Linked DNA regions of Homo sapiens: all the other regions are linked to region 3. The links are chromatin loops, found by intact Hi-C in ENCODE. Cell type or tissue: endothelial cell of umbilical vein. All regions are shown on one strand. Links, peaks and the distances in the headings refer to the core of each region. The heading gives the core; the rest is flanking DNA.

The links. A loop is a pair of places that touch in the nucleus more often than their neighbours do. Peaks named below come from ENCODE experiments on the same cell type or tissue, not always from the same donor. Only the 100,000 strongest peaks of a DNase experiment are listed, where the experiment ranks them.
Region 1: it touches region 3 in a loop (16-fold over the local background); 1 of 110 quality-filtered maps calls a loop at or near these places.
Region 2: a loop joins it to region 3, with 8 times the contacts of the local background. A loop is called at or near these places in 1 of 110 quality-filtered maps.

The regions. Positions count from the first base shown.
Region 1 is chr2:69,042,540-69,053,278 of GRCh38, reverse strand. It overlaps ANTXR1 (ANTXR cell adhesion molecule 1), which reads right to left. Exons shown (of 18, transcript NM_032208.3): 3 at 8,466-8,537. Among named protein-coding and RNA genes, the nearest start is that of ANTXR1, 35 kb to the right of the region's middle. In endothelial cell of umbilical vein, for the core only: no CTCF peak of the experiment used is centred there; a DNase peak (open chromatin) is centred at 6,858; H3K27ac peaks cover 1,216 bases.
Region 2 is chr2:69,020,547-69,031,285 of GRCh38, reverse strand. The region is part of intron 1 of ANTXR1 (ANTXR cell adhesion molecule 1); the gene reads right to left. Among named protein-coding and RNA genes, the nearest start is that of ANTXR1, 13 kb to the right of the region's middle. RefSeq lists a cis regulatory region at 5,543 and an enhancer at 5,459-5,628. In endothelial cell of umbilical vein, for the core only: a CTCF peak has its summit at 5,126; a DNase peak (open chromatin) is centred at 5,115; H3K27me3 peaks cover 413 bases.
Region 3 is chr2:69,249,328-69,260,066 of GRCh38, reverse strand. It overlaps the pseudogene LOC100421347. Among named protein-coding and RNA genes, the nearest start is that of GFPT1, 130 kb to the left of the region's middle. In endothelial cell of umbilical vein, for the core only: no CTCF peak of the experiment used is centred there; a DNase peak (open chromatin) is centred at 6,026; H3K27ac peaks cover 3,345 bases.

The sequences.
Region 1 (10,739 bases), core at 1,916-9,915, 210 kb after region 3:
TTTTCCTTAGCCTGAGCTCTTAACATTTTCAACAAGGATCTTGCATGATCTGCTGCAGAACTTTTCCCAAATCCCAGTACTGAAAAGCCCATGTGGTTCCATTTTTAAGTCACTATACTCAGAAAAAGTCTCAGCAGTTGGGAAGAAGAGGACCAATTTTAGGAATTTGAGAAAATATCCCCCTTTGAAATAAAGTCATATAAAAAACAAGGGAGCACATATAACCAATTCTAATTTATATTTATGTTGAAGACATTCTAGTGTATATTTATGTTGAAGACATACCTTCAACAGCAAGGTCATACACATGTGGAAAAATTTAGGAACAGGAAAGTATTCATAGGGATGAAAGATATTGTCAATTGAAAAATGCAATGGAAGCAGTGAAAAGTAAGCTGGGTGACTGTGAAAACAGAAGCAAAAACAAAATAAACAACTTAGACTGGTAATTACAGGATCTGAATGAAACATTCTCTCAGATGTCAAAAAAATAATAGAAAGATTAAAAAATTATACTTAGAATATAAAGAGATATTGGATAGATTCAAGAATCGAATGGACAGAAGAAATGTTAATCACAAAAGGCATAAAAGAGAAATGTTTTAAGCTGAAAAAGTGTATTAAGTCTTCAGATAGAATGGCTCAAGTACTACACAAAGTACTTTACAAAATTAATGAAGGGACTACACCTGGAAATATTCTGTTGATATTTAAAAAAATATGTATGATAAAGAGAAAAGTTCTATAAGCAGCCAGGAAGAGAAAACAGGCTACCCACATAGAAGAGATATATTAAATTGGCATCTCTCCTTTCTAATAATGCAAGTTGACTATGTCTTTAGAAAATGTAAGGGGAAAGATAGTTAAGATGGAAGAGCTTTATATTCAATGGAAATATTTACCTGGAGGTGAATACAAAAAAATTCTCATATAAATGGTGACTTATAAGTCTTAATAGTCACATATTCTTCAGGAAAATCTTACCTAAAAAAAAGACTTAGCAAACTGAGGAATTAAAAATATATAATTAAAACTTAAGTACTGGAAAGGAAGTATGTGTGTGAATGTGTGCGTGTATTCATATATATTCAATGAAATCCGTAAATCTTACAGTAAGTTTAGATAATTATTGTTGATATGTTTCTAAAATACAATGCAAATATTTCTTAAAAAGAAATTCAGCAAGAAGAATCAGTAGATATTTATTCAATTCTTGTCACTATCGAGGCAAGCAAAATTAACTTGCAACTGTTACTAGGATGCAAATGAAATTATACTTTTCAAATCATTGAAAAATTACACAAAATATCAACGAAAGTAAAAAATAAATGAATGAAAAAGATATATCAGGAAGTGCAAACAAAATTCAAGTTTAATAATACTAATCTTGGACAAAGGATATAAAGCCAAAAGCACTAAAGGTGACAAAAAGATTATTTTATATTGATTAGATGCACACTCCATAATGAAAATACACATAAGCCAAGTAAGATGATGTAAATTAAAAAGCAATGTGTTGGAAATTAAAATAAAACAGTCATGGTGGAAAATGCAAAATGTCTATCTTCATAGATCAAGTAAACAAAAATATAAAATATTTAAAAATTAATGTTTCTTATAACAAAATTTTAATCATCAAAGTGTACATATTTTCTAACATCCATGGATACTAAATAAAATTTGATCATGTAGTAGTCCACCAACAAAAATTAATAAACTAAAAAATAGAAATTATATAAATTGAATTTTTAAAAACTTCCATGACTCTAGAAATTGAGGAAAGGGTAAACAAAAATGTGAAAATTGTGAAACACTTTTCCTAAATCATCTTAAATCAAAAATAGTAAATATAGCTATTAAAAAATTAACAATAATAAGAACAGGACATGTCAAAATGTATAAAATTCAACAACCATATCAGATTTAAAGTACAATTTATACTGTTAAAGCTTTTATTATTTAGAAAGAAATAAAGTATAGTGAATAATCTTTTTTTTTTTTGAGACAGAGTCTTGCTCTGTTGCTCAGGCTACAGTGCAGTGGTGCGATCTCAGCTCACTGCAACCTCCGCCTCCCAGGTTCAAGAAATTCTCGCCTCCCAAGTAGGTGGGATTACAGGTGCGCACCAACATGCCCAGCTAACTTTTATATTTTTACTGGAGATGGGGTTTCACCATGTTGGCCAGGCTGGTCTCAAAATCCTGGCCTCAAGTGATCAGCCTGCCTCAGCCTCCCAAAGTCCTGGGATTATAGGTGTGAGTCACCACACCGGGCAATTATCTTTTATTTCGAGAAACCAGAAAAACTTGCAATATAAGAAGCAGAAGGAAGGAACTAATAATAGTAATAAGATAAAATAATGAATCATAAAATCTAACAATATATAAAACAGAACTGATGAATACATTTAAGAAACAAACCATTAGGTAATCTGAATGGGGCAAATAAGAGAAAAGAAAATAGCTTTATACAATTGGAGGAAAGGGATATAACCAAAGATACAGAAGAGCTTTTGAAAATTAAAAAGATACGTGATAAATTTAAAATGTCAACATATTGGTAATTTCTACTGTTTCTCAAGTTAGAAAACACGATAAAAGCAATAACACAAAAAGCTGAGGTAACTGTCAAAGAGCTTCTTCAATAATAATTTAGGCTTTGATAGTTTTCCTCTGAGTTATATCAAACTTTGAACAAACGTTTGCTCTCTTTATTAGTTAAGCAATTCTGCAGCTTACAGCAAGATTGCCTACTCATTTTTCCAAGCTCATGTAATCCGTTTACTCCCAAACTGACAGAGATTGTATGAAATAAAGCCCCAGAATACTCTCAATATTAAATATTGATAAGTAATATCTTTCAGCTTAAATCAAACCAGAAACACAATAAAAACATAGCAAACCATGATAAAGTTTATTGTAGGAATGTAAGGTTAGTTTTTCATTAGAAAATCTTTTATTTATTTATTTATTTATTTATTTTTGATACAGCACACTCTGTTGCCCAGGCTGGAGTGTATTGGCATGATTACGGCTCACTGCAGCCTTTACCTCCCATGCCTCAATCGATCCTGTCACCTCATTCTCCTGAGTAGCTGGGACCACAGGGGTGTGACAACATGCTTGGCTAATTTTTAATTTTATTTTTTGTAGAGATGGGGTCTCCCTATGTTGCTCAGGCTGGCCTTGAACTCCTGGGCTCAAGCGATCCTCTCACCTCAGCTTCCCAAAGTGCTGAGATTACAGGTGTGAGCCATTGTGCCAGGCCCATTAGGAGAGCTTTTGATTTAAAATTTTTACAGACAGGTCAAAGGAAATAGAAGAAAGATATAACTATTTTGATATGGCAAAAGGGTATTTAATATAACAACTATTTCAGATAAAAAGTTTTAATAATCTCGCATTTGAAGAATCCTTCCTTAACAAAGTAGATAAAATGTATGAAGTTAGCATCCAATAAAATGCATAATTGTAAAACCCAATTGGGAATTAAAGTCTGAAAATTTTAGAATGTAAGAAGATACACAGGAAGATATACTAGCTATAAATATTAGAAAAGAAGACAGAATTAATCACAGATACTACAATCACCTTATTGGAAAACCACTTAAAAATTAACTGGAAAACTATTAGAACTAATAAAATGTTTCATTAAAGTGGTGGGATAAGAAGGCAGATGTGGTGGCTCACACCTGTAATCCCAGCACTTTGGAAGGCCGAGGTGGGTGGATTATTTGAGGTCAGGAGTTAGAGACCAGCCTGACCAACATGGTGAAACCCCGTCTCTACTAAAATGCAAAAATTAGCCTGGCATGGCGGTGTGCACCTGTAATCCCAGCTACTAGGGAGGCTGAGGCAGGAGAATCGCTTGAACTTGGGAGATGGAGGTTGCAGTGAGCTGAGTTCGCACCACTGCACTCCAACCTGGGTGACAGAGCAAGACTCCCTCTTAAAAAAATAAAAATAATAAAAATAAAAGAAATCAACAAAAAACCTGTTAGAAACCTATTGTTTTCCCCAAAACTAATGTTTCTGAAGCTCTTTTTTTGGCAGGGGATGGGGATGGGGGCTGCATGCATGGTCTTTTCTACAGAAAACCCACTGACATGCACGTTTTTGTAAATCATTTTATGGAGTTCAGTAGAAGCCCATGGATCACAAACTATAGGTTCACCAGTCAAGAGTGAAGAATGACAGTTTGGAGAATACAACAGCAAAGCATTTCTTTCACAATGGAGGCAACTTAAAATGCCTGGGAAAAAAATGTTGACAATTAGACTAATTTGAAGAAAAAAACAAAATCGTACTGAGGGACGTAAACGAGACATGGTATATCCCTAAATAAGAAAATAAGTATAGAGAAAATGCAGCGCCATTGCTGCTGAGTTAATCTGTATTTTTCACACAGTTCGAGTGAAAATCCCAGGGATATCTGGGAACATAAAAAATTATTTAAAATGTATGTGGTTGGAAAAATCCAGTAAAGACCAAGGAGATTTTCACCCAAGATTAGAAATGAGGATAGATTGGTCCTCCAGATGTTAAAACTAATTAAAACAATGTGATCCAACTATAGAAACAGACAGAAAAACAGAACAGAATAGAAAATCCAGTAATGAACCCAAGCCTAGCAAAGAGTTTAACTGTTCAAGTTGTTGGTAAAAGATTATTACACAGTGGTGTGGGAAGAACTGGCTAATCAATCGGGGAAAGAAACACTGGATGTTGACCTTGTACCTTATATCATAATAAATTCTAGAAGAAGTACTAATTTAAATAAAAAAGAATCAAAAGTACTGTAAAGAAAGGTAGTAATAAAAAGGACAATGGCAGCCCAATTACAGTTATAAATAGGGGTGCTAAATTTCTGAATAATATTAAAAATACAGAATTCAGATATACATTAAAAGAATATATCATAACCAAATGTATACAGAAATACTAGAATGATCCAATATTTAAAAATGTTTTTTATGACATTCAGTGTACTAGTAGGTAAAGGAAAAATATCACCATCTTAACAAAAGGCAAAATTGCATTTGATTAAATTGAGCATCTATTTTTTTTTAAATGAATAGTTGAACTTCCTTCACGTGGTCTTATTTCTTATTTCTAAATGATGACACATTTGAAGTATTTCAATTAATGTAAGAACAAGACTCTCCTTGGAGTATCCAGGGACTCATATGCAGTAGTTAACATCATTTTATTCTAACAGTACTTAAATTGACATTGTATACTCTATTATACTAAGGAAGTGACCTGCAAACTTTGTTACAATCTATCAACTATTTAAACTGATGAAGCCAGGAAATCTTGGAAGAGCAACATGATACAGTACAAAGTACAGGAGTTGGACCAAATTTAGAATCCAGAATCAGAATACTAATTTGGCAGATTACTAGCTATCTGACCTCGGCAGGTTACCTAAACTTTTTGAACCTCAGTGTCCTTATCTGTAAAATTGAAGTAGCAGCAGCCAAGATAGAGTATGCTTGCTACTGCCTATATCACCTGCTGATTACAACAGAAAAAGCAACCAAGTAGACTGGAAGGTAAACAAAACTGGTGGACTGGGGAGGAAAATTTAAACCTAGAGAAATGACCCACACTACCATGAGGTCCAGAATTTCCCCCCCCAACTCAAGTAGCTGCAAACTCCCCAAATATGGTGACAGACAAGTTTATAGATTCAAGAAGCTCTGCAAAGTCAAAATAGGGTACCCTGAAGGAAAACCATGCCCACACAAATAATCAAACTGCTAAGAACTAAAAAAGAAGAAACTGTGAAAACAGAGAAAAACGACACATTCCATATATAACAATGATTCAAATGACCGCATAGTTCCTTCCCATTAGAAAATAGAGTAACAATGGTTATATGAGGATAAATAAAAAAGGATAAAGTGCTTGCAGATAAAAGACACAAATCGTAGGCATTATTATTCTAATTGGAGTTTCTTTACTATATCTTAACACATTATATTTATTTTCCATTCTATTTTTTCATCTTCTCATAGCTTTACCCTACGTGTATTTGATCCCAAGAACTGAATGCGAATACAGTCATTCCTTGGTATAGGCAGAGGATTGGTTCATGATCCCTGAGTATACCAAATCCATGCACTCAAGTCCTGCAGACAGCCCTGCAGAACCTGCATATACTAGAAGTCAGCCCTCCATATATGTGGATTTTGCATCCTGCGAATACTGTATTTTTGATCTGCATTTGGTTGAAAAATACCTGTGTATAATTGGACCCATTCAGTTCAAAATGTTGTTCAAGGATCAGCCGTATATCTTTGATATTATTTCTTTTGATTTACCCAAAACTTTTGCTGAAATGAAAGTCTTTGCCAATTCATGTCTTGCTTTTGAACAAGTTTTTCTTAATTCTATAAGGTCTCTCAAGTATTATACAGGTATCTTAATGGACCCTTTACTGTTTTATAGGGATATTGTGACAATCAAGTGAGATAGAAAAATACAAATTCCTGTGCCCAACTAAAACACTGCAAGTCATATATTTCAGAAGCAGTACTAGCTTGGAAGATCTGAAAGCCTGATTCTTTTAGCCAGTCTCCTGAGAAAGAGTTTCAGAGAGATCTTGCCCACATTTCTTCCATAGGCTGATGAGGTTGGGGGTGTGTCCATAAACCATGCTGTGCTTTCCCAGCTGACCTAGGCCAAGCAGTCACCACATGAAATCCACACAGCCTTCAGCAAGGCATTTTTGGCTGTTGTTTGATGCACATTTGACCCATACAAAATGCTGCTTCCAGCAAACCAGGGACTCTACCCTCTGTTTTCTCTTCAGAACAGGAAACTAGCAGTAGTGACGTTAAGGTACACAAAAATTAGATTCCCAGTAGATTCAGAGGATGACTAATTCCAACAAGCATAACAAACCACAATGGGTCTGGAAGACTTGGCATTCTGATAGTGTTTATAAATCCCTGACCCCTCTGACCCTGTCAACTTCCCAGAAGCTGTGAGCATTAGCACACAAAGCACCTGCAAGTGATGTGTGAACCTGGTCTCTTGGCCAAACTCTTATGCATGGGGCATGGACAGCATGAAGCTGCACTAGGAAGCCTCGGGTTGTAGGAGGATGTGAAGAACAGGCGAGAGGGGTGTTTAGCTCCCCATCGCAGAACAAAAAACATCTCTGCATAAGGGGTGGCATCATCTAAAGACTGAGCAAGATGAGGAGTCTTGAGATGGCCAGAGACACCTTCTCAGAGCTTCTTAAAATCCTTGGCCAGTATTGAAGGCAAGTCACACAAGTGTCTTGGATTTTATGATTCTCTGTTGAACAGAAGGCAGCAAGGTAAACTGGAAAGAATGTGGAGCCTGGGTCTGGTCTGGGTTCTGTTTGCTATTCTTGGGAAGGTGACATGGCCTCAGTTTCTCCTTCTGTTAATAAGGGATCAGAAACTCCTGTTTTTTTGAATGAAATGCATGCATATAGTAGATCAGGTTGAAGGAGTAACAGGATTTGAAAACTCCTACATGGTACAGAGCACTCTTTCTGTTACAAATCCTAACAAAGTCATGGGAAAAAAAATAGGGACTAGCTCAAGTTTGCTGACTTCAGCTAGAAAATTTTACTCTGTCCTGTTAGTCCTATATTCATTTCTATAAGAACGTTAGAGAATAAAGTCTTCCTGCCCCCCCTGTACTGGCCCTTCCTCCTTTTCTTTTTCCAACACATCCATATATGAGTCTCCCAATAATCCCACATGTGTTCCCCATGGTGCTTCTCTCATGTGGGCCATCTCACTATTTAAAAAGTGTACAATTTCATAAATGGGGGAAGACTATCCTCTCCACTCTCTAGTATACCATCCTAACTATGAATAAATGACATGACTCTGTTATTGCTAGTTTTCATCTGCAAGTAAAATGTGGCAAATCCTAAAATACTTTTGTTAAGCTAGATCTACCTAGTTTAACTTCTTTGTATCAACAACATTCTTTTACACTATTTAAATTTCCTTTTATTTTGTGGTACCATAAGCCCTCCCTTTCTACTCCCTTCCTGGGTAATTATGAACAGTAAATATTTCAAGCTCTTACCTGTCTCACAGTGCACTTGTATCTGAAACCTTAATCCAAAATAAGTCTAACTTAAGTAAAAGAAAATATAGTCCCCCAATAATATGGTTTGCCAACATTTCGCTCCAAGTTAGCAGATGGAATCAACAATCAAATGTGAGATTTATCTTAATGTAATTTCATCATTTATAAAATTTCACCAATATCAGGAAATTCTATCAAAAGTAACTGAAGAGTGAACTAGCAGCAGGACCCATGTGCCCATACGTAAGGTTAAAAACTTAGGGTAAAAGAAGGAACTATTAGATTAAAGTGATCAACAGGTCAAGGCTGGCACCAGAGCACAAATCTCAGGGCTACTCAGGAAGTGATGGACTTTTTAACAACAGAGATAAGAAGTATCCTTACCTGTCTTCTGTCAGTTTCATTAAGGTTGTTCCTCGGGTGGAGAAAACAATAAAGGACATTCTCAACTGTGGGCTGGAAAGGAAAAGAAGCTCTATTAGGACAGACAATAAGACTGCGCATGCCACTCCCTTCAGGCTCCCTCCCTGTCCTTCCCTTTCTATCACGGCTGCCAGAACTGAAGACCCATAACCCACAGGGGGCCTCCTAGGCTGGTGCTGCGGGTGTTGATTAGCCAGCAGTGGACTTGAAGTGTGGGTCAAAGAGAAGACACACTGGATCTTCCTGAGGCTGCTTCTGACCTGATATCATTGCTTAGTGAGTGTGGATTACGAGTAAGAATGATAAACTTCATTGTTGCCCTGTGTTCTGTTTGAAGTGTGTCCCAACAAGGGGACCAATCTGTATGGTGTCTATAAAAGGGGATCCCGATAGGTAAAATTTGATAATGTTTCCACGGTAGCCTGGTGTATTCTCTAATGATGAGTTGCAGCTTGATGCCATCAGCTATTAACATTATATAACAAACTCCCTTTGATCTGAAAGTGGGATCACCATCAACTTTTAATTTCTCCTTGGCTTCCCAAGGAGATTATCCTATAAGGAGAGAATGTGCTGACTGGTCATAAGAATATCTATTCCACTTGGTAGTCATACTTCTCATTATTAATGAATAAATTGGCATGGTTTTTATATGGCAGTGCTCAGGAGCATTCTCAATGTAAGAGTCACACTCTGGAGACAGAAGCACTCTCACCTGAGGACGAACTTGTTTCTCAGTCTGCAAGATGGACCATCAGACTGCAGTGGATTCAGCAATGCAATGCCGTTCTGTGTGTCCAACTTGTTCTTCCGTCATAGCATCAATCTATTTCTTCACAATGCAATAACCTCCCACACCTGATCGGGCTCTGAACCTTGTAGTTCCAGTTCCCCAAGTGTTTCTCAAACCTGCCTCACTTCCCGTATCTTAGCTTAGGATCCTGGCCTCAATCGTCTGACCACTACAATTTCCTAGCTGGCGTCTTGCCTAGGAAGGTTCTTTGCTCCAATTCACTCTTCACACTGCTCCCAGAATTATTTTCCTAAAACAAAAATTAGAACCTGTCACTTATCTGCTATAAAATTTCCAATGACTCCTACTGTCTCCAGGATAAAGTCTGCATTTATTACCACATGGTAATAAATGCCTGATGCATCTTTGGAAGCCCTTGGCATGGTGTTTAATATTTGATAGGAGCTCAGGCAATACCTGGTGAATTGAATATTGGTCCCTAAAACAGATCTCAGTTTTCTGTCCATGACCCCGTGCTGCCTGGGACTACTTCCCCAGCACTGGGGCAGCAGGACACCATGTCCTAAATGATAATAACAACAATCATAATGATTATAATAATATAATAATGGCCAACCTTACTGAGTTCTTACCATGTGTGAGATCATAGTGATTTGCACGTATGATCTCATTATACTTGAACAACTGTATGAGACTGGTACCTATAGTACCAATCCTGATAGTTCATATCAAACTAACAGTTCCTATTTTCCACAAAAGGAAATTGAGGCCCTGAAAGATGAAACAATTTCCTTGAGGTTACACAGTGGGGGAGTGGCAGACCTGGGGCTTGAAGTCAAGTGTTTTAATTCTAGAACTTGGGCTCCTAACTGCCACATTATATACTGCTCCCCTTCTGTCAAGTTCAGCTCTGGAAATAATAAATTTGAAATGTGGAAAATAAAGGTCTCCAAGAGGCAACTGGCATATAAGTCTAGGCTAGAGGCATAATTTGGAAGTCCTCAGCGTACTGATGTGGGCAAAGTTGTTCAGAGAGAGTGTCAGCAGTGAGGAGGGAAGTGAGCCAAATACAAAACCAACACTAGTATGGGAAGGGCTGGCTGAGGCCAGTGAGATGGAAGCAGAATGAGAGCCAGTGGAGGAAAGAGTTTCAAGGAAGGATAAGTCTGGATCCAATGAAACCCCTGCATCCAGTGGACTAAAGGCTGCAGAGTGCTCCTGGATTTTTCCTCTGGGTCATCCCTGGGTGAGACCTTGGCGAGCAAGCAGGTGAAGGGTGGGGAGGAGGGCCAGACAGCAGTGGGTTAAGGAATGAATGAGAAGTAAGGATATGGAGATGGCCAGTCTTTAAAGACAAATGAGTGAGAAACTAGTAGAGAAATAGGGTCCCATCTATAGGAAGACAAGATCAAGAGTTTCACTGTCATTGCTTTTTTTGGGACAAGGGGCAGGAGAGATTAGTTTGTGTTTGTAGACTGTGG
Region 2 (10,739 bases), core at 1,101-9,100, 230 kb after region 3:
TTAAACCAAGGGCCAGGCCCTTTGAAATGAGAGGCCCTGGGTGGCTGACTGCACAGGTCCCATGCCCATGAAGCTGACCCTGGTCTCAATATTTTTGGCCCATTTTATATTCGGTTGCAAATGTTTTCTTAGTCCAGGGGTGGGCAAGCTTTTTCTGTGAAGGGCCAGACAGTAAATATTTCAGGTTCTGGGGGCCATGTGGTCTCCGTGGCAACTACTCAACTCTGCTTTTTGTAGCACAAAAGCAGCTATTGATAGTACATGAACAAAATGAATGTGGCCGTACTACAATAAAATTTTATTTACAAAAACAGGCTGCAGGCCATAGTTCGCCAGCTTATGTCCCAGACAATCACTTTCTTTCAGACTCGTTTTTTTCTAAATTTCTGTATTCACTGTCATGTCTTTCTCACGACAAGATAATATACAAATCTGTATTTTTTTTCCTGATAGCTGAAGTTTTGGTGTACTTTGCTATTCATTTCCTGTTATTTATTGCCGATAATGCAGACTGGAAAAATTGCGCCTTGGGAGATATATGGAGGCATTCTTTGTGACCTAATAAATATTTCATGGGCATTTGAAAGGAAAGTTTATTCTCTGTAGGGTATAGGGTTCAAAATATATTTTGAATATATCCTTGAATGCTTAAGTATTCAGAGATGTCTTTCAGATTCTGCTGAGATACAGTTTTTATCTTCAGCAGTCAAAAAAATTGGAGTTATCTTAAACATTTCTCAAATATTGAAGCCCTGTTGCATTCCTAGGATAAATTTTACTTGGTCTTAGGATATTATTCCTTTACTATACTGTTAGTTTTTTAACAATATGTATTTAATTTAAAATTTAAAGTTTTTATTCAGAAGTTGGTGGGAAGTTTTGTGTATGAAGGTATTATCTTTGGTAGATATGGTTATTAGATCTATGCTAGCTTCATAAAGTGAATTGAGAAACTATTTTTTCCTGCTGTCTGTATGCGTTTAACACTAGTACTGAAATTTTCTGTTCCTTGAAGATGTGACAGAACTTTCCATGAAACCAACTGGTCCAGAATCGAAGGACTCCTTCACAGAGACAAATCCATCTCCTTCAAATACCCAGATTCTATTGGTGAGGGAAAGGCAACATTTGAAAGACTGAGCATTTTACCTAAAGGGATTTTAAAAAATCACCACAATGGACTATTATCACAACTTGGATTCAAAATTTATGGATTTCCCTCCCTCTTGCTACCCAGAAGGTGGACTTGGAAGAAAAGAGGAGTTTGGGAGCTAAGAATAAACCGCATCTTCTTGCATATGTAAATGTAATATGAGTGATTTTTGCTACCTCGCATAAAAATTTTACATTTTTCATTTTCTCTATTGACAATCCATTCTTTCAGTTTTATATTTTGCTACAAAGTCTCACTGATGGCCTTATTATTGACTTCTTAACTTTTCTAGAGCCATTCCTTCTGTTTCTTTTATGCCATGTCTTTTTCTTATATATTTTTTCACATATATTTTCCATTCCGATGTCAATATTTTTAGGTAATTTTTTCAGTAAGTAATACAATTTTAAAATGTGTATCATTTTAAAGCCTGACTAAGGAATTTTAAAATCACATTTCACTCAAAACCTTATAATTATTGAGCTTTTTTGGAACATTTAATGTGTAGAGTAAAAAAACTAACGCCAGTCTGAATCTCACTTTCCTTTTTGTTGAGCCTATTTTTTTTTCTTTGTTGGAAGAATGTAGACTTTTCTATTCTTATATTTTAAGAAATTATCGAAGATTGTACAAGTTGTAGACCATTTAAAAAAACTAATTAGGCTGAGTATTTTACCTAAATCTTCCAAATCTAAAGACTCCAATCTTTCTGCAGCTCAGGAAAATTATCTTCCTTTATTATTATTTTTTATTGTATCTCTTATAAGTGTTCTCTGTCCCCAGAATTGTTATTGTGTATATATCTATATCTATATATATCTAATATATATATATATTAGATATTAGATATCCTGGATCTAGTCTTTGACCTACTTTTCTCTTTACTCATTATTTTATTTTATTTGAGACAGGGTCTTGCTCTGTTGCCCTGGCCGAAGTGTAGTGGTGTGAACTTGGCTCACTGCAATCTCTGCCTCCTGGGTTCAAGCAATTCTTGTGCCTCGGCCTCCTGAGTAGCTGGGACAGCAGGCACGCGCCACCACGCCTGGCTAATTATTTTTGTATTTTTAGTAGAGATGGAGGGGGGGGGGTCTCAACATGTTGCCCAGGCTGGTCTCGAACTCCTGACCTCAAGTAATCTGCCCGTCTTGGCCTTCCAAAGTGCTGGGATTACAGGTGAGAGCCATCGCACCCAGCCTCTTTTCTCATAATTTTAATCTCTGCATCCTTTCAGCTTAAGTTCTGAGGAATTTTCTCAAACTGTCCTCTGATGAACTGAATCTACTTTTTTGCAATATTCAATGTGGTGGTCATTATTTCTAATGGATTTGAATATTCAGAAACAGTGTATTTTTTTCCCCCAAAGCTTCTTATTTTCAGCTTGTTCCTTTCTCACGACAGACTGGTTTTGTCTGTTGATGCAATATTATGTCAAAATTTATTGAAAATACTATTTAGACATATATTTGCTAAAATTGATTCAATGGTCATTTCCACTTCTTTTGTGTAATAACTATTATATTTTATATTTTTAAACTTTGATTCACATTTCAGATAATTTCCTGAAGAAAATTATCCCATTCCCCTTTCAGAAAGAATCCATATGTATCTGAAAATGCTTTTTTATTTTTTTTCATGTGTAAGTGATATCTTGGCTAGGTATAACATTTTAGTTCATAAATCCATCAGAATTTCTTCATCAAAAATTTTATCCATCATAAAAGATTAATTGTGTCAATCAAAATTCACCATTTAATGTTCAGAGCCTTCGCAGGTACCATGTGTTTTCTTCCCACTTATAAAGTTCTTCTTTTGTCTTTTAAAGATTGTCACCAGGAAATGTTTAAATATTAGTGTTTTTTAATGAATAATTAATTGAGATTATCACTTGGTGAGCCTACTTAATCTGCATTTTCAAATTTTTCTTAAGTCAGAAGAGTTTTCTTCTATTAAAGCATTGAAAGTTTCTTCTAGACTATACTTTAGCAATGAAAAGTTATTTGGTCCTTTGAATAGCTATTTTTTTCATTCATTATTTATCATTTTATCATTCATCACTTTCCTCTAGCTGTGTTTTCCTCCTGAAATTATGAGAATTCCTTAAACATGCCTGCATCATTTATTTCATTTTCTGCATTGTCTGTTCTGCTCTTTACTGCTTCTTTGGTGACTTTAAATTTTTCCATATTATTTTATATTTCCTTAACCGTTCTAAGTCCCTTCTCACTTCATATTTTTTCTCCTGTTTCACAAATTTACTGTTTTATTTAACTTAATTGAAGTCATATGGTGCCACAATTGACCTTTTTTTTTTTTTTGCTACTGAAAATGCTTTCCATGAATATATTATTCTTCCACCTCAGGAATTTTGTTTAATCACTTATCTTAAGGTGCTAAACTTTTGTAGGCCCTATTTTCATCCTTGAATGTGGAAAGGTATAACTTGGCTTGGCATTTGCTTCCAAAATAGCTTACACACACACACACACACATACACACACACACACACACTTGCATCATCTCACACTTATAAACTTCTCTAAGGAATTAATCTGGTGAAAAGGAGTTAGTCTTGATGGCTAAAGTAAGATCATGTTGTTGTTCCATCAGTTAGGGGAGAGTGGGGAATGGAATCAACCCCAGTCATTTCCACAAAGGAACTTCACCTTTGCAAGGTTTGTTTGCTTGTTTTGGACACAGTTACATCATTCCAGCTTGCCATATGTAGGGGATGCTTTGGCCTGGCCTCTACTTCAGGTTCGCATTGTGCTATACCTGGCCTCATCTTGATCCCCAGTACATCCACATAATTAAACACAAAACTCTGCCGTTTCCCTGGAGGCGCGCGATCTGGCGGGAGGACTCAGCAGCGCTGGACAGGATCACAGTCATGGAGGTGCCTGGTTTTCATAGGCATCTCTTGTGGCTTGGTTTCCCCTTTGACCCCCACAGAGCAGCTGCCACTGCATGATGCTGATGCCCAACAGCAACAGGGCTCCAAGGGGATGGTTCTCATCTCTCTCAGGTCCCCACTCGACTGCAAACTCACTTCCAGATCTGGGATTATTCTAGGGGCTCCTCACTGATCTTTCTCTCCATATTTTTTTACAATTTGGCAACAGAGTTGAAAGTAGACCCTGGCTTGACCTCTTTCATACTCAGTCCGTCTGCTTTATTTCTAGTGAATTTCTAACGCATGTGTTGCATGTCAGTGTCAACGCCCTTAGTCTCTGGACCCGATGCAGCGTCTCCTAGACACTTTCTTCAGGCTTTTTCTTTTGGGAGATGGGACAGTTTTAGATGATAGAGGGGAAAGGAATGAGGGAGAAGCTAACTGTTTATGCTCCAGATGCTCCAGATCTTTTTCTGAAGTCATAAACTTGCTTTCTCATCTCCCATTAAGCCCCTCAGCTCATTAATTTTTAGTTTCTGCTCTTATGATGCCCCAAAACAGCACTTCCAAAAGTCACCAATGCCCTTATTTCTGCTAAAGTATATGGCTTGTTTTCAGTTCTCATCTTGCTGGACCTACTTATAGTATGCACATATTGATCAGCAAACTGATATTTGAGTGCCTGGTTGGTCCTTTGTAGTCTATATAAAGATGAATAATTATGACACTTCACATTTACTGAGTACTGACTAAGCAGCAGGCATTGTGCTGGGCACTTTACATTCATTGCCACTTAATAATAACAGCTAGCATTTCCAGTGTGGCCAACGCTGTTCTGAGCACAACCTTATGTGACACATACTATTATTATCTCCCTTTTTCCAGATGAGGAGACTGAATTCATAGAGAGGTTAAGTAGCTTACTCAAGGACATACAGCTAGTATGTGGTAGGGCTGAGATTTGAACCCAGGTGGTCTAGACTTAGAGTCCATGTTGAAGTCCATGCTTGTCCAAACGCTATGCTCATAAAGTCTTTCTGGGTTTAACCCTGTGCTCTTAACCATTAGGCAACACTGCCTCCCCATGGAAGGGTCAGGAAATGTACAATTACAGTTCAGAGTGTTAGGTGCTAAGATAGTGAGAGGTATTAAAGAACTTCCGCTAATTGTTACGGGAATTTGGGAGTGAGGATTCCAGAAAAGACTTAAAATTAGAGCACTTAAATGGAAGCAGGAGTGCTGAAATGGCTGCCCATTTTAATGGAACAAAGTGTGCAAGTTGCTTTACCTGTTTGACCTTCAATCCCCTTTCCTTTTGATATTGTCTTTTACAATAGTTAATAATCAGGATGACCATATAATTTAAAATCCAAACTGAGAAACTTTTGAGAGTAAAAGAAGAAGACATTCATAATTATGCTGGGACAACAAGCATAGACCAGGCCTGTCCTGGGCAAATTAGGATGTTTGGTCACTCTGTTAACAATGAACTTTAACGGTTATTTATGCTTAGTGTTGTCTAATAGCATCTGAAGTTTCATTTTACCTTATATTGTTTATTATTGTGACTGGTCTAAAGTTACAGTTAGGAGTCTTCACTTTTCTCTTATTTGCTATAGAATTCTTATTTACTATATAATTTCTGCAGACCTGGAATCTGCATTATTTTTAACGTCAAGAGCGATGGTAGGCTGACTATGATTCTGATCATAATCCTTTTGCAATCAAGATGTTGGGAAAGCCATCTTCCAGGAGGTCTCTACAGGTATTTATTAATTAGGGCTGCATATCATTAAGCATCAGGGGAAAAACAGGTCAGGTCACTGGATGAAACCCCATAGGACAAACACTAAGGGTTTTTCCTCTCCATCTCTTGAAAATGGACCACTCCACTGCTTGTCATGCAATATGAGTTGTTATGGGGTTAGGAGATTCTGAATAAGGAAGGAACTTTGAATGAAGAAATAACATAGAAAAGTGGTTGTTCTTATTATTATTTTTTTTCTTACCACAGGGAGCCCGCAACTAGTAATAGAAGGGGACCATGCACTAGTAATCGTCTCAAAGGATAAATGGGCAGGCATCACCTAGGTAAAGATGGGTGTGGTGGTGAAGGGCATTAGAGCCAAAGGCAAGAGAGGGCATGGGTTAGTTTGGGGAACTATGCAGTACAGTTTTTTGAAAATTAAAAAGATGTGGGATATGGTAAGATATGAAGTTTTGGAAATGCATAGTGACCTGAGCAATAAGGGTCTTGCATACTTTGCTGAAGAGTTTACACTTTATCCTGAAAGAGCTTCGGAAATGTCTAAGGGGTAAGAGGTGAGAGGGAAGATAGTATCGACATCAGATTTGTGTTCTAAAAAGATCAATTTTAGAATTGATTGTCAAGAATACAAGGTGGGGAGAGGGGTAAAGAAATGAAGCAAAGAGACCAATAACTGGGTGAAAATGGTGAATGCCTGAGCTAAGACAATGACAAGGTAGAGTACAAGGTCAACCTGGGAGAGATATGGCAGTGGATATCATCAGACTTGAGTGTGAACAAGAGATTACTCTCATATCTCTGGCTTAAGCAGCTGGACTTATAGGGCCACCATTCACCAAGACCATAAATTGAGGAGGAGATGATTTCAGGAGAAAGCATCTGAATGATCACCCCTTCCCCCCATTGAAATTCTGTCCCTCCTTGCCTCACTAATACAATTCTTTGCTGGTTCTCTGACTGTTCTGCTTCTTCTCAGCTCTGTTTAGTGTAATTTCTTCTCTTGCCCAGACAATTCCTGTTAGCAATTCCTTTGGGTTGGACTTTGGCCATCTTCCTCTTCAAACTCCACCTCTTCTGGGCATTTAAAAATCCTGATATTATCTTGATATTATTTATTATCCATACCTGCATTTTCAACTATTACCCTTGGGCTTACAACACTCAAGTTTTTATTTTCAGCTCCAGGGTATCAAGCCAACTGCCTACTCAACATCTCCATGCACATGCCCTACATGTTCAGACTCAGCATGTCCACACCAACTTCTCTTTCCTTCTGATGCCTGCTCCTTACTGTTGCAACCCTTTCCTCTCCCATTCACTCACAGCCAGTGGCTCATCCAATCCTGCTGATCCTTAATACAAAAGAGCCCCCAGTCTCATTTATTATTTTTTTCCTTCATCCTCACTGCAAACATAGATGATAGATATGTATTTCTAAAACACATACATAAGCTTGACACTTTTGTCCTTAGAAACCTTTAATCTCATAACCTATTCCTGATGGAATAAAATCCAAACTCTTTCCAGATTATTTCCCTGTCACACTCATATTACAAAGAGTATGTGTTAGTTTGCTTTCCTAAATGTTGCCTTTTTCTTTACTTTGTCACCTGACAAAATCCTGATCAACTTCCAAGTTCCAGATCCAAAGTCACCTCCTCTATGAAGCCTCCTAAGTCCCTCTCATCTCAACCAAAATTAAATTATTTCACTGTTTCCCCATGTCTTCTACAAAACTTTGAGCTCCTTGAGACTTGGCACTTGTTTTAGGCATTTTTTGATTCCAGAACTCTAGCACAGCTTGATAAATATTGAACTGATATATTCCTTATCCTAGCCAGGCAGTACTGCTTGGAATCTATGGAGGCATCTTTTGTTAGAGGACCATATTCTGTTTCTGCACTAACACCACCACCACCATGACCACTGCCATCATCATCATCATCATCATCATCTCCACCTCCACCACCACCACCATATCACCATCACCATCATCACTACCACCACCATCACTATCATCACTACTACCATTATCATCATCACTATCACTATCACCACCACCACCATCACCATTATCCTTATCACCATCATCATCTTCATCACAACTATCAACATTGCCATAATCACCACTATCACTGTCACCATCACCACTACCATCACCATCATCTTTATCATCACGTCCACCTCCACCACCATAACCATCACCATCACCATCTATCGTCTCAGCACTCATGTGCCAAATGGTTAATTAAAGGTTTTAATCTTTACAACACTTTTGTGAGGCAGACATTTTAATGCCTATTTTATTAACAATACTGAAGTTCGGAGAGGCTAAATAATTTGCCCAAGGTCACAATGCTTGCTGAAGCATTGAGCTGATATTTAAAGCTGCAGATGCCTGATTCCGAAGGTGGCCTTCTTAAGCCCTGTGTTAAGCATTCCCATGAGGCACATTTCATGTAGGGAGACTTATGAGAAAGGAAGCAAAGGAGTGTCCTGGCTAGTAAACAACATGGCTTAAATGTATATGTACACACAGCAGGACCTGGCAACACTGAAGGGCAAAACATGGCCTCTCAGTGACCTTTGCTCTTCTGCCTTCATATTGTGTGTGGTTTCTTCTGCCACCATCTAAAATAAGAGCTCTGCCTATAGCCCAGCTCCAAGGTGTGTGCTGCCTCAGCTATATCCTCATCATAAGGCCATAACCATGAGCCATCATTATGGGGCAACTTTTCTTGTCTTCCTGTTCAGTCTTATGACTCACTGAGGGAGGGACCTGAATCAGAATCACCTGGGAAGCTTTTCCAAAATACACGTCTGCCTCAGGCCTCTGAAGTTGTGATCTGGCCCTTGGTTGAGAACCTCAGTTTAGCATATTCATTCCCAAGGTCTACAATTTCCACTGGAGCTTTTATCATGGAAGCTTCCCAATTTCTTCCTTCAGACAAATGCCCAGATGTGGTTCTTGGATGCTAGGAATCAACATCAATGGCATACCCTGCTCTGCCCTGCCTTCTTTTAGTCAGGAGTTCTCAACCAAGGTGGTACCAACCTTAGAAATAAGTATAGAGGCTGTTATTTATTGGTCATCACAATGACCAGAAAGGCTAATGGTATTTAGAAAGCAAGGATGAGGAATGCTAAAGCATCCCACAGTCCATCACAATGAAACACCGTCCCATCAAAAATGCTAACAGCACCCTCATTGAGAAGCACTAGTAGGAGCCCAGATACTCTTGATTCAAACTCAGAATCAGCCCCTGCAGTGTACAGGCATCCTCTGAGCTCTGCTGCTGCAGTGGTCTGTGTTCCATGGGCTGCTGTCTTTCCCCAGCCTTTCAAATTCCCTCGTATTCCATAAACTATGGAAAAAGAGAGTTTTATCTTTCAAATATATTCATGTAATACTTAGGTGGCAGGAGAGCATGTCTAATCTCCATTTCTACTTTCCATTTAATCTAATTTAATCCCCCGCCCACCTCACTGAATATTTCATCTAAAGTATGCAGAGAATGGGGAAGGGAGGAAAAGAGAAGGAGCTATCATTGCCTCTTGGGCATATTTGAAACATCACGTCTGACAGTAATTCTAGGTTGATGAATGCTGTATATCCAAGACTTGGCTCAAAACTGACCTTTCTCCAGAAGTCTTATCTCTTTATTCTCTCTCAATGGCTACTTCTTTCTTGCTTATTCAAGCCAAAGCAAGCTATAATTATACGTTTTCAGTAGAAGCTTTTATTGTCCACCCATATCTGGCTTTCCCTTCCATCTAGGCACATGGAGGATTATTCTTCAAGTCTTTTTCCATAAAGTGAGGCTATCTGACCAGTTCTGACCAACAGGCTGTGAGGAGAAGGATGCACGTCACTTCTGGCTGGAGCATTTCATGGCCAGCAAGACATCATCTAGCATTCTCTTCCCTCGCAGCCTTGATGGTGGCAGGAGGTATCAGGAAGGAATCTCCACCAGCCTGGCTCCCAGAACCATCACCATAAGAAGAGCCCTGCTGACTCCTATCAGACATGTAGTATATGCAGAGAATAAAACTTTTGTTGTTTTGTGTAACTGAGATTCGGGGGTTATTTGTTATCACAGCATAACCTGACCTACCTTGATTGATTCAATGTTCTTTTGCATATTTAGATTCTTTTTAACTTTGTGCATAGATTATGAGTCAGAGGGGCTTGGGTTTGAGACTTAGTTTCACCATTCAGAGTGACCTTGGGTAACCTCTCTAAACCTCGGTCTCCTCACGTGTGAAATGGTAATGATGACTGTACAGACCTTATGGGGGTTGTAAACACTAAACAGGGTCATACAGGCAAAGTGTTTACTATAGCGTCTGGCAGGTAGCAAGGGTTCAGTAAATGTTACTTCTTATTTCTTACTGATCTAAAATTGACTTTACTTGGCCCCTTTCCCAAATCCTCACTGAAGCCTTTAGCTCTGGCTGCCTAGAGTCCTCTAACTTTTCTCCATAAAAACCTGACAGCCTGGGACTTCTTCCTGTTTATTTTGCATTCCTTTTACCTCCCATAGCAGGACATTGCTTGCAATAGGCATTGTTTCATCCACGCATGTATTGGAGTACACACTTGTGATCAAAACTGAGTATGTCATCTATGCCAAATGAATGGAAGAATCTGCTGAGTCAAATTGGAGAAATCTAATTACTTTTTCAGTATGAACCTGACGTGTCTGAAAAACGTGTCAACAAATGTTTAAATATTCTCTTTGTCTTTTATTGCAGAGTAATCAGGGGGAGAGGCAAGATCCAGTCTCTTGGCCGCATACCAAACATAGACACACATTCTAAATTAGCATAGAGCAAATCCCATTTGCATTTATGTGACAGCCAAGTCTCCCTAATTGATCCCAGAATTTGTTTCTGGACCACTAGGAATCCTTTAGCATTTGGAC
Region 3 (10,739 bases), core at 1,142-9,141:
CTCTATTCTGCCTGACCCCGCAGGCAGTCAGACCTTATGGTTATCTTCCCTTGTTCCCTGAAAATCGCTGTTATTCTCTTCTTTTTCTAGGTGCACTGATTTCATATTGTTCAAACACACGTTTTACAATCAATTTGTACAATAGCAGTCCTGAGGTGACAAACATTCTCAGTTTACAAAGATAATGAGATTAAGAGATTAAAGTAAAGACAGGCATAAGAAATTATGAGTATTATTAGGGAAGTGATAAATGTCCATGAAATCTTCAAAATTTATGTTCAGAGATTGCAGTAAAGACAGGCGTAAGAAGTTATAAAAGTATTAATTTTGGGAACTGTTAAATGTCCATGAAATCTTCACAATTATGTTCTTCTGCTTCAGTTCCAGCCAGTCCCTCCGTTCGGGGTTCCTGACTTTCCGCAACAATCCTGGTGTATTAGTACCTTCTCCCGGGGTCCTTGCCAGAGTGCAAAGTCATTTGTCTCAGGAAAGTGTTCCCACATTGACAAGCTCCTTCTTCAACCTTATGTTCTGCCTACTCCCCCTTGATCCAGGTTTCTTGGGGTTCAGATCCAGGCACATGCTCCTGGCTCCTTTTTGAACATGCTAGCCATGTCCTAAAGCTTCTCTGGTGTGCTGATTCTTTCTTCCTTTAGCAGCACTTTGCCAGTTGGACCATGTTGGGATTCCAACCTTGTGATCAGTCTGGTTGTCATGATGGTAGGTGGTGGTCGATCCCAAGAGGGGCAAGCATTGTCTGCAAGGCAACTGCCTCATCTGAGGTTTCTGCATGATTTTCAAACAGAAAAGGAAGCAGTATCTTTAAAAAAAACATTTAAATTTAAAAAAAATTTTAATTTTTGTGGGTACATAGTAGTTACATATATTTATGAAGTACACGAGATATTTTGATACAGGCATATAATGTGTAATAATTACATCAGGGTAAATGGGGTATCCATCACCTCAAGCATTTATCATTCCTTTGTGTTACATACAATCCAATTATACTCTTATTTAAAATGTACAATGAATTATTGACCATAGTCTCCCTGCTGTGCTATCAAATATTAGATCTTATTCATTCTGTCTAACTATATTTTTATACTCATTAACCCTTCCCACTTACCCCCTCCTACCAACTACCCTTCCCAGCCTCTGGTAATCATCTTTCTGCTGTCTCTATGAGTTCAATTGTTTTTGTTTTTAGCTCCCCAAAATAAGTGAGAACATGTAGTTTGTCTTTTTGTGCCTGGCTTATTTCACTTAACATAATGACTTCCAGTTCCATCCATGTTGTTGCAAATGACAGAATCTCATTCTTTTTTATGGCTGAATAGTACTTCATTGTGTATATGTACCACATTTCTCTTATCCACTTGTTTGTTGATGGCCACTTAGGTTGCTTCCAAATCTTGGCTATTGTGAATAGTGCTGCAAAAACATGGGAGTGAACATATCTCTTTGATATACTAATTTCCTTTCTTTTGGGTAGATACCTAGCAGTGGGATGGCTGGATCTTATGATAGTTCTATTTTCAGTTTTTTGAGGAACCTCCAAACTGTTCTCCATAGTGGTTGTACTAATTTACATTCCCACCAACAATGTCAATTGCTACCACATCCTTGGCAGCATTTGTTGTCTGTCTTTTGGATAAAAGCCATTTTAACTAGGGTGAGATGACATCTCATTGTAGTTTTGATTTGCATTTCTCTGATGATCAATGATGTTGAGCACTTTTTCATATGCCTGTTTGCCATTTGTGTGTCTTTTGGGAAGTGTCAATTCAGATGTGTTGCTCATTTTTAATTAGATTATTAGATTTTTTCCTATAGAGTTGTTTGAGCTGCCTATATATTCTGATTATTAATCCCTTGTCAGCTGGATGGTTGGCAAATATTTTCTCCCATTCTGTGGATTGTCTCTTCACTTTGCTAATTGTTTCCTTTGCCTTGCAGAAGCTTTTTAACTTGATGTGTTCTCATTTGTCTGTTTTTGCTTTGGTTGCCTGTGCTTGTAGGGTATAGCTCAAGAAATCTTTGCCCAGTCCAATATTCTGGAGAGTTTCCCCAATGTTTTCTTTCATAGTTTCATAGTTTGCCAACTTAAATTCTTTAATTCATTTTGATTTGATTTTTGTATATGGTGAGGTCTAGTTTCATTCTTCTGCATATGGAAATCCAGTTTCCCCAGCTCTATTTATAGAAGACTGTCCTTTCCCCAATGTATGTTCTTGGTATTATCATTGAAAATGAGTTCACCGTAGATGTATGGATTTATTTCTGGGTTCTCTGTTCTGTTTTCTTGGTCTATGTGTCTGTTTTTATGCCAGTACCATGGTGTTTTGGTTACTATAGCTCTATAGTATAATTTGAAGTCAGATAATGTGATTCCTCCAGGTTTGTTCTTTTTGCTCTGGAGAGATTTGGTATTCTGGGTCTTTTGTGCTTCCATATAAATGTTAGGGTTGTTTTTTTCCTATTGTTGTGAAAGATGTCATTGGTATATTGATGGCGATTGCATTCAATCTGTAGATTGTGTTGGGCAGCATGGACATTTTAACAATATTGATTCTTCCAATCCATAAACATGGAATATCTCTCCATTTTTTGGTGCTGTCTTTCTTTCATTAATTTCCTTCATTAATGTTTTATAGTTTTCATTGTAGAGATCTTTCACTTGTTTGGTTAATTCCTAGATATTTTATTTGTAGCTAGTGTAAATGGGATTACTTTCTTGATTTCTTTTTCAGATTATTCACTGTTGACATGTAGAAATGTTATGAGTTTTTGTATGTTGATTTTGTATCCTACAACTTTACTGAATTTGTTTATCAGCTCTAATAGTTTTTTGGTGGAGTCTTTAGGTCATATCATCTGCAACAAGGATAATTTGATTTCTTCCTTTCTAATTTGCATGCCCTTTATTTCTTTCCTCTTGTCTGATTGCTCTAGCTAAGACTTCCGAGGCAGTATCCTCTAACAAATGGGAGTGGGCTTCTTTTATAGTCCCAACAAGTGTAGGGGAATCAGGGTCCCACTGCTTCCTTAGTAGGGCCCCGAATTTGACACAGGAGACTTCCTGGTGTTGGGAATTCAACCCTCTCTGAAGCTCCACTACTTTCTTTTTTTTTTTTTTGAGGTGGAGTCTCACTCTGTTTCCCAGGCTGTAGTGCAGTGGCATGATCTCGGCTCACTGCAAACTCTACCTCCCGGGTTCAAGAGATTCTCCTGCCTCAGCCTCCCGAGTAGCTGGGATTACAGATGCACACCACCATGCCTGGCTAGAGATGGGGTTTCACTATGTTGGCCAGGCTGGTCTCAAACTCCTGACCTCGAATGATCCCCTGCCTCAGCCTCCCAAAGTGCTGAAATTACAGGCATGAGCCACCACGCCCGGCCAGAAGCTCCACTACTGTTATGATGAAGTCCTTAGTTGGATCTCTGCTCTGCTGTCCTCTACCTGTAGCAGGTTGGGGTTTCCTTAAATGCTACCCAAGAGACCTTCTAGTTTTCTTATTTTTCCTTGAATTGATGATGAATGACACTGAGTCTGTCGTATCTTTCTTCAATGAATCAAGTCATAGCAATGGCCCTCAAATCCCATAGCCCTTATATTTACCATCTCTTATACCTTTTGAATACCAGATATATTGCACCAGCGAGTGCATCTCCCTCCACTGGTTTCCCATCCCAGCTCACCACCTGTGAAAATTTTAATAACTGCACCACAACAGGATTCTAAGGGCTCTCCATCCCCCACCTACCACAGGTGATGGGGTCCCCATTGCCCAAGTAATTGCTGTAAGTGATCTAGAATTCAATGAAAGAGTCTGCTTCTAAGGACTATTTCTGATATCAACTGTATTTGATCCCTGGGAACAGACACAGAGTTGGTGAGCTGTATTAGGAAATGCTCTCAAGAGATTAGAATTAAAGAAGGAAAGATTGAGTGGAAGGAGAAGCTGATTTGCGATACAGTTACAATGGAAGCCTCAGCTGACCTCTGGAGCTGGCATGGCTGTTCTGAGTATTCCCCAATTTGGGGAAAGGGGTCCAAGCCTTTGTATTAAGCGCTAGCCAGTCACTGGCCATGGGCCCACCCTGGGAGGGGCATAAACTTGGCTAAGGCCAAGAGCGAGTCCTAGTGAGGGATGCAGCTGTGAGCTGCCAGCAGCTGCTATTCCCAGTAGCTGGGGGTGGGTAGCAGGGGAAAATACCTTGAAGAGGGGATCAGAGCAAAATACCTAAACTGTCCTTATACATTTTCATAATATTAAGTAAAAAATACAAGGTAGAAACTTGTATTTATAGTATAATTTTAATTGTTAAAATTAATATACATAAAAGTGACTAGAAGAATTAAAATGCTTAAGAGGTTTTGTTTTGGAGCTGGGAAAATGAATGAATGACGTTCATTACTCACCTCTCACCACCTGTATCTTATACACACATAAAAAACCTTAGAATACTTAATTGAAAACACAAATTTCCCCACTGATTCCTCTCTATGGGCTGTTCAAATCAGTTAGAAAGTCAGCCTTAGTACTCCTTAGTAGATGGCTGGGTGAACAAGCTGTGATACATCCAGATAATTAAATATTATTCAGTAATTAAAAAAAGAAATGGAATATCAAGCAATGAAAAGGCATGGAGGAAATTTAAATGCATACTGCTAAGTGAAAGAAGCCAACCCAATAATCCTATGTACTGCATGATTCCAGCTATATGGCATTCTAGAAATCGCCAATTATGGAGAAGTTAAAAAAAATCATGGAGGCCGATGCAAAAGGATCTCTTGAGCTCAGGAGTTTGAAATCAGTCTGGGCAACATAGTGAGATCCTGTCTCTACAAAAAATAAAAATAAAAAAATTAGCTGGGCATGGCAGTGTGTGTCTGTGGCCCCAGCTCCTTGGGAGGCTGAGGTGGGAGGATTGCTTAAGCCCATGAGGTTGAGGCTGCAGGGAGCCATGATTGGGCCACTGCACTCCAGCCTGGGTGACATAGCAAGACCTTGTCTGAAAAAAAAAAAGATTAGGGGTTTACAGGGTTTGTGGGAGAGGAGGAGGATGGATGAATAGGTGAAGTGCAGGGGATACTTAGGGCAGTGGAAGTATTCTGTACGATACGTGGATGTGTGTGCGTATGTCAAAACCCACAGAACTGTACAACACAGAGTGAACTCTAATGTACTAGACTATGAACGTTGGTAAATAATAATGTGGGCTGGGTGTGGTGGCTGATGCCTGTAATCCCAACACTTTGGGAGGCTGAGGGGGGCAGATTGCTTGAGCCCAGGAGTTCAAGATCAGTCTGGGTAACATGGTGAAACCCCTTCTCTACAAAAAAATACAAAAATTAGCCAGGTGCGGTGGTATGTGCCTGTAGTCCTAGCTACTTGGGAGACTGAGGTGGGAGGATGCTTGAGCCCAGGAGGTTGAGGTTACAGTGAGCCATGATTGTGCCACTGCACTCCAGCGTGGGTGACAGAGCAAGGCCCTGTCTCAAAAAGAAAAAAGTAAATAATAATGTGTCAGTTTTGATTCATCAGTTGTAACAAATGTACCACACCAATGGAAGATGTTAGCAACAGGAAAAACTGTGTGCAGGGAATAGGGGATGTAAGAACTCTGCATTACGTCCTCAATTTTTCTGTAAACCTAAAACTGTTTCAAAAAATAAAGCACTAATTAAAAAAGAAGGAAAAAATAAAGTGAGCATCAGTTTCTATAATCTACTAGTAATGCCAGCAGTAGTTGTGACTGAATTAACAGATCACATGCTTAGCGGGCAGAAGAGAGGAGACCTCCTCCTCATAGACTGAACAAAGCCCTTTCTGGCAGTTGTGAAATATCAGAACATAAATCTACAGATCAACAGCTGCCTTGTTTATGACGCATTAATAGTTATCACAACAGCCTGACTCTTGATTCTGGAATCTTACTGTTTCCTCAGTGAGCCATGACCCAACCATTGAGTCTTGCTCTACGCATTCAAAGAATGGCAGGGGATCCGGTCCTGTGACAGAACACTTGATAAACGGATGAGACAAACTGGAGTTCAGTCTTCTGACGACTGCCAGGGCTGGCACTGTTTTTTCTTCTGGCACCTACCCCAAGTTCTTGGCATCGATTCTTATTTTTCCTCTCAAGCCAAATGCAAAAAGGACTTAACCTCAACAGACATAGATTGTGGAAGAATGTGCATGCGTTGAAAAGTAATCCAGTAAATTGACAAAGTTAATGAATTTTCAGAGGAATTCATTCAATACCACCCAGTGAGAGTCAGCACTTTGAATATTTCCACAAAGGCAATAGGAAAATGGGAATTTGTTTATTACCTTTGGCTCCTGAAAGAAAACATTGTCCCATACATAGCTTCCATGTCTATTGTTGATTTGCTTAAGCATTTAGAAACATTGAGATTCTTCATTTATAAGTTTATTTACTCATTACTTATAACTATTAATAGTTTTTTCACTGATTACTATGTGAGAGGCACCCTACGCATGAGATTGTTAGTGGAGAGGTTACAATAATATATGTTCTACTGTAGTATCAGAGTATGGGCAGCGGAAGGACCCTTTTTCTTTTTTTCTCCTTATTCCTGCCTTAATTAGAGAGAAGACAACTCCTTTCAGCCCTTCTATTTCTCTCTCCACTCTTTTCTGGGAGATGAGATCTCTCTGATTGGCAAGATTATAAGAAACTTCCATTCATAAGGCAGTGTTACTAAGGGATACTGTCACTGTTAATTAGAAGCAAGAAAACTTGGCATGCATTTGCTTTTATTTAATCCATTTGGAATTTATTTTTGTATGTAGCAGAGATAGGAATTTCATCTTGTTTTTCCCAACTACTTAGTCGTTTATTAAAGAATTAGTTTTGGAAATGCTATTATTATGATAAACTAAACTTCCATTTATTTACAGGTCTGTTTCTGAAAACTGTTCTATCATCATATATTAACTATAGTTGTCCATTTTCTTTTCTAATTAAAACTTAGAATCAGCATTTGAAAGTAGACATCTTACTAGTTTTTTTTTTAATTGGCACGAGTTGAGTTTGTAGATTGAGAGAGAACTGAATTCTTTTCAATATTAACTCTTTCCATTCAAGAATGTAGTATAGTTCTCCATTAAGAATATTTCATTAAAGTTTTATAGTTGTCTTTCCATAAGTTTTGCACATTTTTTGTTAGGTTTATTTATAGTTAATTTCTGGTTAATTTATACACACACATGCACACATATATATATAATTTTTTCTATTATGAATGAATGAATAACTTGTTTCCTAACTGATCATTGATAGTGTTTTCCATGTACCTGGACAACTCTTATTAGTTCTAATAATTTTTAAGTTGATTCCATGGAATTTTTAGATAGTAAATTATATTCAAATCAGTTTTTTCTTCCTGATAATTATAATTACTTTTTCCTTTCATTTGTTTTATTGCACTGGCTAGGACCAAAGGTGGACAATAACACTGATGGTTGGAATCTTTTTCTTTTTGATTGTAAAGGTAATATTTAAAAATATTTTATGTTAAGTATATTTCCTGTAGGTTCGTGGTAGATACACTTTATCAGGTTAATGATGTTGCTTTTTTCCTCCCTATTGCTAAATTGCTAAGGAAGTTAAATTTTTTAAAAAAACTAATCACACTAAGACATAGTGATAGGATCACTTTTCGTTTTTACTAATGGTCCAAGATTAAACAGAGATAATTCTCTTTTAAGGATCTCATAAAAGCAAATATTGAAGGAGCCTATAAAAACGCCGATCTAAACATCAGAATGCACTGAAAACCAACAGTCACAGAAGTAACATGTAGAGTGGCCAGGGCCTGTTGAGAGTGAGCATTTGCTGAGGTAGCTTTCATGGGGCAAGTGAAAGTGTCTGACAAGTATTGGAGGTGGAATCAAAATCTCCTGGAGCTTTGCAGTCTTATTTCTTGTAGTGATTACATCACTGGGGTCAAATATAACACAGGCACTGACAATGGCCAGAAATGCTCATAAACACCCAATTCTGCCCAGAGTGGGGAAGGCAATCTAGTGTATGGCATCAGAAAGGATTATTTGTGGCAAATGCTTACAATGCCCATTTGAAGTAGGAAAAAGTATTTCTCTTCCTGGAGAGAAGACTGGGACCTACATTACTCCCCTTAGGGATGGGTTTATTCACCTGAGGTTTGAGACCCACCATCTTGGCCACCATTTAGAAGAAGAGGAATTGAACAGAGTCCACCCCAGCCAGGAGAAGCCCCTTCCTGCAATGTCAGATCAATGTGGATGCTTCTGCCTCATCTCATTTATGAACCACACTTTGGGTTTGCATGGAATATTTATCTCCACAGGAGCTTGGCTGGAAACGCAGATTATCATTAATTTCACACAAGTCTTTTACATTTACAGGCGTCCTGTAAATAATGTTAAGAGTAAAACTAAGCAAAAAGACATGGACTCTGTATCCTGCAAAGTTGGGGTGGGATTCACAGGGAAGCGAATGTCACACAGTGCTTGTATTTTAAAAAAATGTGAAGTTAGGGCTGTATAGGGTTTCCTGGCTACTCTTGGGGGTGCACATTTTTGGAAGGGACTCATCATAGGTGGTTGACAGTTCTCTTGTCTTACAACTTCTTTTTCAGAAGAAAGTGAAATGTTTTCTGCACTCAGCCCTCACAACCAGCATTTCTTGTACTTTAAAAATCCTTTGTAAGAATGTAAACTACTTAACTACCCAAAGGAAAATGTATTTTATGAGTTGCATCTATTTTAATGTTTACAAAGAAGTCCCAACTAAAGATGCTGGCTAAAGTACTGAATGTGCACAATTAACTGAATATCTTTTAACAGAATCTTGCTTTCAGCTCTCAAGTGACTCAGAGAAAATTGTGTTAGCTCAGCAATTGCTTTATAAGTACACTGCGAAATGGCACTTAAAACCAAGTAAAGGAGATGCATACTTTCAAACTCCAAAAACTAAAATGTCCCAACTTAAGTAGAGAAGGAAGAATCTTTATAACTTAGTGACTACTTGAATTTTGAGGAAAAAAAGAGAAAGGAATAAAAGATTACAGTGGTGGAATCATAAGGCTTCTAATTTGTTTAGATATGATAACTTGGGATGGGGTGTGGTGATTGAAAAGAACACAATACAATTGTAGTCAGCATAAAAATTACAATACAGTTGTAAAGAGAATAAAAATCATGTTTGGCATACGCCAACTCTATAACCTTATACCAAATATATAGTAACTGTTAAGTGACACCTGGTTTATAATGTATTTAGATGGACAAAGTATTATTCTGATTGTTTTGTATCTAAGTGATACTCCACAAAACAGATTTATCTGAAGACAGATTAGTGAAAAACGGTGGATCTCAAATTCATGTTCACAGTTAGCACCTGATAAATGATCTTATTCCCGTTATTAATGGTTCCTTTGTTCAACTTAATGCATTGGATCATTACTCAGGGTTATTTCAAGCAATTTCATGACAAAGTTGATTGATCATGCAAACAATATGTAGGATTTTAACATTCTTTATACCACACAGAAAACTTTTTTCACAATTCTAGTACTTTTCTAGCTTTATTTGTTACACTTAAATTCAGTTAGAATTTATTTTGGTGTAAGGAGTGAGGTAGGGCTCCAGCTTTTCCTGTTTCTTTTCAAATTTCTAACCCATTATCTCAAAACCATTTACGATTGGGAGTCTGAGGCAGGAGGATCACTTGAGGCCAGGAGTTTGAGACCAGCCTGGGCAACACAGTGAGACCCTATCTCTAAAAATAAACAAACAAAAAATCCACACACACACACACACACACACACACACACACACACACACTAGCCAGGTGTGGTGGCATATGCCCATAGTCCCAGCTACTTGGGAAGGTGAAGCGGGAGAATTGCTTGAGCCTAGGGGTTTGAGGCTGCAGTAAACCATGATTGCATCACTGCACTCCAGCCTGGGTGACAGAGTAAGATCCTGTCTCAAAATAACCCCCAAAACACAATTATTAAAGATATAATTTTAAAATGTGTTCATACCCATACCTATTAAAAAGCAAATACTAATGAAAACTTAGAAAAGACTTGTGGCATGACTTTCTGTTTGTGGATGGTTTTATTCCAATTAAGATGTATTCAAGGCTCAATGAGATCTTACAAAGAAATTCAGGAACTAGAAGGAGATGCTCTTCTACCTACAAAATAAATGGAGGAGCTGAATTAAAACTGCTAGGAGGGATAAAGTGAGTTGTATCAGAAATGCAGAAGCAATACAAAGATTTTGAGATGTACATAGAAAGGTATTTATTGCAGCACTGTCCACAACACTGTCTGGTTCTTGGGTTGCTGCAAATCTCTGGACTCCTTGTAAAATCAATCCTAGTTGCCTTTCTGCTACGTTAGCCAAACACAATCCTAACTGATGCAGTATATTTTTCCTGTGTGTTCTGTTTTCACTTTTTACTTATTTTCTCTTAGCATGGATTACATTTTTAATTTGAAATTTGTTATGAGAAATAAAAAATATTTTGAATGTCTGACAGCTAAGGAAGAAATGACAGTAATCCAGACAGTAGAGAAATTAGTGGAAGGCATGAAATCATTTGAGAAATGTAATTTAATGTATAGCACAGCAACCACTGTATTATGATCAGGATATTGAGAACTTGAATACGTCGCACTTTATAACAAACAGACAAATAACCAGAAAAAAGAG